3 separate regions of the Mus musculus genome follow, and regions 1 and 3 are each linked to region 2. A link is a loop called in an ENCODE intact Hi-C map of the cell type or tissue named here. Cell type or tissue: gastrocnemius. All regions are shown on one strand.

Region 1 (2,500 bases), 89 kb after region 2:
ACAGTACGGAGACATGGCTTCCATATCCCATCTTCCCCTCTGCTTCTGCCATGTGGCCCAATTCCCTCTCAATCACCAGTATCTATTACTCCAACCAATATAGTAGCTTCCTTCTTGTCACTGCAAAAGCACAGGGAGCCCAAAGCAACCAGGCCATGTTATGCTTGGCACCCAGGTTAATCATTGCTCACTGTTGTGAGTTGATTAGTTAAATTACTCCTGCGTTAGTCTGTTTCTGTTGCTAAAATTGAGTAATGCAACCTGATAGTTTGTGAAGAAGAGAGGTTTTTGTAGCTCACAGTTCAGCAAAGCTAGGGGGCTCAATGTCAAGGTGCCAGCACCTGGTCAGGAGGGCCTTTGGTTACATAATAATATGGAGAAGGGCCTTCACATGGACAGAACTGGGGAGCTATAAACTGGGGTCTACTTCAGAAAGCCACTAATCCCATCAAGAATGCCCCACTCTCATGACCTCAGCTAACTCTACTTCCCAAAGGTGTCACCCCCAAAGACCATCAATATATGAAATTTGGAGATTGTTTTCAACATGAAAATGAGGGGGGGGGGACACACTCAGATCAGAACTTATCACACACTAATCTATATCCACCCAGAACCTCAGAGTGTGTGCTTTTATGGAAACAGTGGCATTTTCAGTTTTAAATCCAATGTCTGATCGCCTTAAAAGACAACATGATGATGCAGAGGCACAGGAGGAGGGGACTGGGCCAGGTGATGGTACAGCAAGGAAGGGGAGTGGTGTAGCTACTTACCCAGAGAGCATCATGTTGCTAGGACACTAAAAGGTCCAGAATGGATTTTCCATCAGAACCCTGCTAGGAGCACCTGCCAACACATCCAGACTCCAAGCCTCTAGAACTCAAGAATGTCTTCGGGCCTCCTGGTTTGGGGGTTGAGGTTCTTATGAAGTCCTAGGAATCTTATATATGCCACATGACCTATGTATGCCCTCTAGATGCTGGGCCGAGGTGCAAAGGTTTCACTAGGGCAGAGTCACTCTCCATCCTGGCTTGATTCCGTGCATACAACCCTAGTGGACGTTGTCCCCACTTTGCAAGGCATGGCCACATGGTGGAGCTGTAACTGTAACTGAGTCCACGGAAGGCCACTCCCCAGCTGCTTCAGAATACAGGCTTCCATAACAAATCATCAGGAGCCATTGCAAGACAACACAGGCATATGTCCTCACAGCGTAGGCGGTAAGTGTGAAATAGCATCAGCAGGGACAGGCCATGCTTGAAATCTCCATGGAAGACCACTTCTTGCTCCTTCTGGCTTTGGGTGCTGCTGGCGATGCATTATTCGACAGTGCAAGTCCAGTCTTTGCCTGTCTTCATGAGACTGTCCTCCCAGTGTCCAGATTTTCCTGTTCCTAGAAGGCTGTCCAATATGACGTCATCTTAACCAGATTATCTCTGTTTATACTCCATTTCCAAATCAGGTCATGTTCACCGGCTCCATGTGGATGTATTTTAGTGAACACTATTTGGTCCAGTGCAACAGGGAACAGGATAAGGCAGGAAATCCCACTGAGTGTCGACCCACTGCCCCCTGCATGTACTGAGAAGGAGGTCCTTATCAGAAGTGGAGCTTCACAGAATACCATGAAGACAGAATAGCATTGGCATCAAACACTGAGCAGAGAAGACAGCTCTCCAAACACAGAAACAAAGGGCTTGATAACCATCCTTTTGTGACTGGCAGACTGAGCGCTCAGTAGTGGCTGCGAGCAGGTTCACCATTAGTAGAATTCATGTTGAATCTAGGCAAGACCTCCATCCCTGTCACCCTGATACTTTGTTCATGAGCCATTGGGACAATGGTGGTGATGGGGGGGGGTGAGGGAAGGAGCCTAACTGGTATCCACAAGCAGGTCCCCCTAACATCCCCCCTCCATCCTCTTTCTAAAAGCCTTTTTGTGGCGATCACTCCTTAGTGAGAATTCACACAGGGCACAGGTACCATGAACTCTTGCCTGCTCATGCCTCTTTCCAGGGCTCCTGCCACCAGCTTCTCAATCCTGTTCCTTCAGAGTCTTTGCCCAACCAACTAAATTACCAGCCTCAGCCCATAACCAGCAATACAGAATGAGCATATACCACAATATAATTAGTATACACCACAGTATAATTACGAACAAGGTCTAATCAGTATACACTTGTGATTCTGGCTATTTCTCTTCCCCCAAATATATGATGCCATTACCTAAAGTTCTGCCCACAAGAAAGAGTTCCCTATACCACTGTTATCTCTCTGGGATGCTGGGATACGAGAGAGAGAGAGACAGACAGCCAGACAGCCAGACAGCCAGACAGACACTAGGCTAATAGCTGTCCTTTTCCAGGAGCTACCATGCAGAACTATCTTTGAAGCAGGTCTGTGGGTGCTTCCTTTGACAGTCAATCATAGGGAATTTGCATGAGGGCTTAGGGGCAGACTGAGAAAGAGGGGGCTTATCAGGGGTGAGGACCACCGGCAT
Region 2 (2,500 bases):
TTCCTGACCTCACTACTCCTTACCCAAATAGGATCCTAAAACCCCAATACAACCCAACCATCTCTATCCCAGCTCCACACCACTGTACACCCTGATTTCTCAGATCACCACTCCAACAATTTACACCTGCACCTCAACCAAACATGTCACATTGTCCGCTAATGTCTTGACCTGTCTGCACAGTACCCACCCAGTCAGTACCTCAGCTCTGGCCCATGCAAGGCTCCAGCCTTGCCAGTTGTTGCAAGGACAGACCTAGCTTGTGAGCCAGATGTGCCATGGGCATGCTATGTGCTATGTGTGTGGACTTAGATGGTGAGCTTACTGGTGGTTCAGGGCAGAGGCCAGGGCAAAGTATAATCAACACCCAAACTTAGCTGGAGAGAGAGGAAGCTGGGTAGATAGATGCTGCTACTATTGCTGACCGTGGACATGGAAAGCAGGGTGTGGCAGGGACAAAAATGGGACTCTTCCTGGCTCCCCTTGTTACCCAACAGTGGGAAGTACAACTCACTCCAGTTTCTGGGCAATGTGAAGCTGTGAAGCAGCCTCTGCCACAAGTCGACAGCCATCATCTTCCAAATGGTTCCCTGAAAGACTAAGATAGAGGCACCATGGAGACTCTCTTGCAGTGCTCCCCCTCTCCCAACCCTGGCTTTAGTCAGACCATTGTTCTCATGAATGAACTTTATAATAACTAAAGACTGCCAGCTCCACATGTGGCAATGGCCTTGGTACTTACACACTTGTGGCACATTTCATACTCACAGTCTATGAAGCAGCAGCTAGTGTATCTTCATCTTACTGCTGAGTAAACAAGGCACAGAGTCCTTAAGGGATTTGCTCAAGAGTGGGCTTGGGTTTGAACCCAGACAAGCCTGCCTCAAAGGACCCCCTTTGACAATTCCTGTATTCTGCCACATGCATAATTGCTTCTTGCGATCACTTCCCTAATTCTGAGGATATCTGACCCAATGTAAGGTCAGAGAGGCTTGATTTTTTTTTTTTTTTAACTACTTGCTGGAAATCCCAGGAGTTCCATAGGGAGAGATCTGGGAAGCTTGTCCCTAGTAGTGGGAGTAACACAAAGACCTTGTGGCATAGAACATACCAGCCTCCAGAGGGAGCCAGTGTGCTTAGACTGGAAATAGAGTGAGGGTGGGGTTCGGGCAGGGGGGGAAGGCCTTAGAAAGGGGCTGTGGAGGTTGGGGCAGGTTTCTGGGTCCCGCAGGATTTGAGGATTTGGGCTTTACCCTGAACAGAGGGAGGGACTGATGGTGTAGGTGGCAGTGAAACTCTGTCTATTCTGCCAGGGAGAGAATGCCATGGTGGGAGCTGGGACAATAGTGAGGCAGAAGCTAATGGGTCACTAGGTGAGAGATGCGGGTTCTAACAAAGGAAGTGGATGAAGACACTGGAGATGAGCCAGGCTTGAGATTAAGTTGGATTGGCAGTAGGGGGGAACAGAGCTGAGAGGGTGGCTGGGGTCCTGTTGCAAGTGAGGGGACCAGGCTCAGTCGTGGCAAGGGGGTTAGAAATATCTCATGCCTTCATTTTTGTTTTAAAATTCTGGTATGTAAGTGTGTGTGTGTGTGTGTGTGTGTGTGTGTGTGTGTGTGTGCCACATGTATGGGTCCCTATGGATGCCAGAAGGCTCGGAATCCCTTGGAACTGAAGTTATAGGCAGTTACAACAGCCCAACATGGAAACTGAAACTGAAATCAGGCTTCCTGGAAGAGCCCCAAGCAATCAGCCACTAAGCCATCTCTGAACTGATTCTCGCTCTTTCCACCGTGTGGGCCCTGGAGCTTGGACTCAGAGTGGCCAGGCTTGGCAACAAGTGCATTTACCTGCTAAGCCATTTGCTGGCCCATCTTTGATACATTGTAATGCTGTCTCCCTTAGTGTTCCAATGAAACAAAGTAATGAACCAATAGATGATTGCCCAGACTCACCCTATGGACCATACCCTGAGCTGGGGCCAACTCACCCCTAAATACTTCACACTCTGGCTTTTAGATACAAAGTTTCTCTGTGTTGCTCTGGCAGTCCTGAAATTCGCTCTATATAGACCAGGTTGGTCTTGAACTCAGGAATCTCCCTGCCTCCCAAGTTCTGGGATTAAAGGCGTACGCCACCACCACCTGGAGACCCCACCATTCTGTCTTTACATCCCTTAGGAGACTTCCTGGGACTGTCTTGGTGGAGTTCCCTTCCTATCACTAGGTAATGACCACCACCAGTTCTTAAGCCATGCTCAGGAGACAGGCATCATGGGAACCTCTTTAGCTTGTAAAGAATGGGTTGCCTGAGTGCAGGAGGAGTCCCACTCTACTGATGGCCACAAAGGTAGTGGCAGAATTCACGAGGAGGGGCTGGGACTATCAGGCCAGATGCTTCCTTCCTGTTTGATCTTGAGCAAATTTACCTCTGTGCCTTAATTTCCTTCTCTATAAAATGTGGTCCATCACAGAGAGGAGATGATAAAACACACCCCTGA
Region 3 (2,500 bases), 210 kb after region 2:
ACACTTAAAAGAGAAGTACTTCTTGTGAAACAGAGCCCTCAATTGAATTAAAAAGAATTTTCTCTCTCTCTCTCTCTCTCTCACACATACACACTCTCTCTCTCTCTCTTTCTCTCTCTCTCTCTCTCTCTCTCTCTCTCTCTCTCTCTCTCTCACTCACTCATGCAAACCAACATTACCAGCAATTAAAGGAAAAAAAGATCATATATTTGAAGAAAACTGGGGCAGGGGGTTTACATGGGAGGGGCAGGAGGGAGGAAAGAGAAGGGGGTAAATGATGTAATTTTATTATAATTTCCAAAAATAAAAGAGTATCATAGCAAAAAGAAATAACAAATTATTGGGATCAGCTTAGTCTTAAGCTCCTTGTCTTTTAAAAGCTATATTGTAAAAAATCTCAACATATTAAATGAAGCATTTGTGCATGAGACTCGGATTTCAGATACGGCCCACATATGAACAAAGACCACACCACTATGTACCTCAAAGACTACCTGCTCTCTGTAGTACACACAACCCACAACACAACCATTTCTCAGAACTCCTGGAAGACAGGTCCAGACCCTTCCCCAGACAGCAGAGTATCTGCATGCGACCTGTGAACATTTTTAAGCCATAGGTCACTAACACAATGTGAATCTAGGGTTGAGAGCTTATATAGCATATTATTTAGGCAATAATGACAAGAAAATCTACATATATTCAATATCCCTCCAATAGGTCTTGCTATTTCTCTCTCCAAAGATGTTTAAAACTCCCTAGCCCAGCATCCCAATCACTGGTATCACAGGTCTGTGCCACCACATTGTACGTCAGACAAAATGCTTATTCTAGAATGTTTGTGTTTGGTTATATATAGGGCCAATTACACTTATTCTGCTCTTTGATATTTATCTTTTATTCCTTTCTACAAGGAAACATTAGAATAGATTATACATATTATATACTTTCAAAACTATACAGTAGCAGCCTACCTTTTAAAAAGAACTAACAGGTACACAGTAGTGATGGATGGAATCTTGTGCCATCTAGTGGTGATGATTAATTTACTCCAAAGAACACACCTAGCCGGGCGTGGTGGTGCACGCCTTTAATCCCAGCACTCGGGAGGCAGAGGCAGGAGGATTTCCTAGTTCGAGGCCAGCCTGGGTCTACAAAGTGACAGGGCTACAGAGAAACCCTGTCTCGAAAAACCAAAAAAAAAAAAAAAGAACACACCTTTGGGAAAAGTCATGAATGAAGATATTCTAAAGTCACTGTCTCTCTCCCATAGGCTATCAAACTATTAAGACTACCCAAGAAATTCCAATTTCCCCAGGTATCTCACTGATGGGAGAAAAAGGGCTGAAACTTAGCACCAGCCAGAACTTGTCCCCAGGACAGAAACTTAACACAGGTCTGACAACTCCTTAGACCACCCTGCAGGCCAGCCTGCAGTCCGGATAATGATGGGGAGGCACACAATCAGACTAGCACTGCTTGGCTAGGCATACTTCTTGTTCTCTGTTTTAACCTAAACCTCATGTCAGGACCTTGAAGCTAGATTTGGAGGGGGTGGGGTCCATTTGCTCCTTTCCCAGTATGACCATATTGAAAGAGCCACCACATCTGGCTCTGTCCTCTGTCCTTCAACCTTACTTCTTTCTTTAATTGGTCTAGAGAGGATGAGTAGCCCTAGCTAGGACCCAGGCTTTGACTCTTTTTTTTTTTTTTTTTTTTTTTTTTGAGACAGGGTTTCTCTGTATGGCCCTGGCTGACCTGGAACTCACTTTGTAGACCAGGCTGGCCTCGAACTCAGAAATCCGCCTGCCTCTGCCTCCCAAGTGCTGGGATTAAAGGTGTGTGCCACCACACCCAGCCCCAGGCTTTGACTCTTAACAACTCTGGTAACAGTTACACAGGGCTGGAATAAAATTGCTAAATTAAAGATGGGGACAATATGTATTTTACCATATAAAATAATGAAAGCAAAATTAAACATCCAAATGGATAAAAGACTCCTGTCTTCTTCCTCCTCCTCTTCAGTCTCAGAGCCTGGATGGGGCCAGGTATGGTGGCTCACCACTGTAATCCCAGTACTAGGAAAGATTGCTGTGAGTTCAAGGCCAACCTGAGCCTCAGAGTAATAACTTGTCTCAAAACACCAAACCCCAAAGCATAACAAGAATAAACTGAACAGGTGGGCAGAAACATAATCTGTCTCCATCCAGGTTTCCCAAGCCTCTTCCTAGACTTGCTATGACTAAAGTTGTTTTCAGTTTAAATTACTATGCTTGGGAGATTTATAAAACAAACATGCTTCTAATCTGCAAGCCCTACTTGCCAAGAGCAGATAACACACTGGAGTGCTAGAGGCTGTTGCTCTGCATCTGTGAACAACCTCGGTTGTCCCAACTCTACAGGATGTGCTTGGTCACATACAGGCAGGAGGTATGTCAGGATGTATGTTTGCCCTTGACTGGACAAGTACATATAGCCTTGTGGTTCTTGCCTTTATAAG

The links. Hi-C counts contacts between places; a loop is a spot of excess contacts. Peaks named below come from ENCODE experiments on the same cell type or tissue, not always from the same donor. Only the 100,000 strongest peaks of a DNase experiment are listed, where the experiment ranks them.
Region 1: a loop joins it to region 2, with 2.3 times the contacts of the local background. A loop is called at or near these places in 7 of 42 quality-filtered maps.
Region 3: a loop joins it to region 2, with 2.1 times the contacts of the local background. A loop is called at or near these places in 2 of 42 quality-filtered maps.

Annotation. Positions count from the first base shown.
Region 1 is chr8:94,396,124-94,398,623 of GRCm38, reverse strand. No RefSeq gene overlaps it. Among named protein-coding and RNA genes, the nearest start is that of Herpud1, 11 kb to the right of the region's middle. In gastrocnemius, no CTCF peak of the experiment used is centred here; a DNase peak (open chromatin) is centred at 1,097; H3K27ac peaks cover 405 bases.
Region 2 is chr8:94,484,730-94,487,229 of GRCm38, reverse strand. Nlrc5 (NLR family, CARD domain containing 5) reads right to left here. Exons shown (of 49, transcript NM_001033207.3): 12 at 515-598. Among named protein-coding and RNA genes, the nearest start is that of Nlrc5, 13 kb to the right of the region's middle. In gastrocnemius, a CTCF peak has its summit at 1,104 (motif pointing right); a DNase peak (open chromatin) is centred at 1,136; H3K4me3 peaks cover 447 bases; H3K27ac peaks cover 386 bases.
Region 3 is chr8:94,277,019-94,279,518 of GRCm38, reverse strand. The region is part of intron 3 of Nup93 (nucleoporin 93); the gene reads right to left. Among named protein-coding and RNA genes, the nearest start is that of Mir138-2, 46 kb to the left of the region's middle. In gastrocnemius, a CTCF peak has its summit at 1,023 (motif pointing left); no DNase peak of the experiment used is centred here.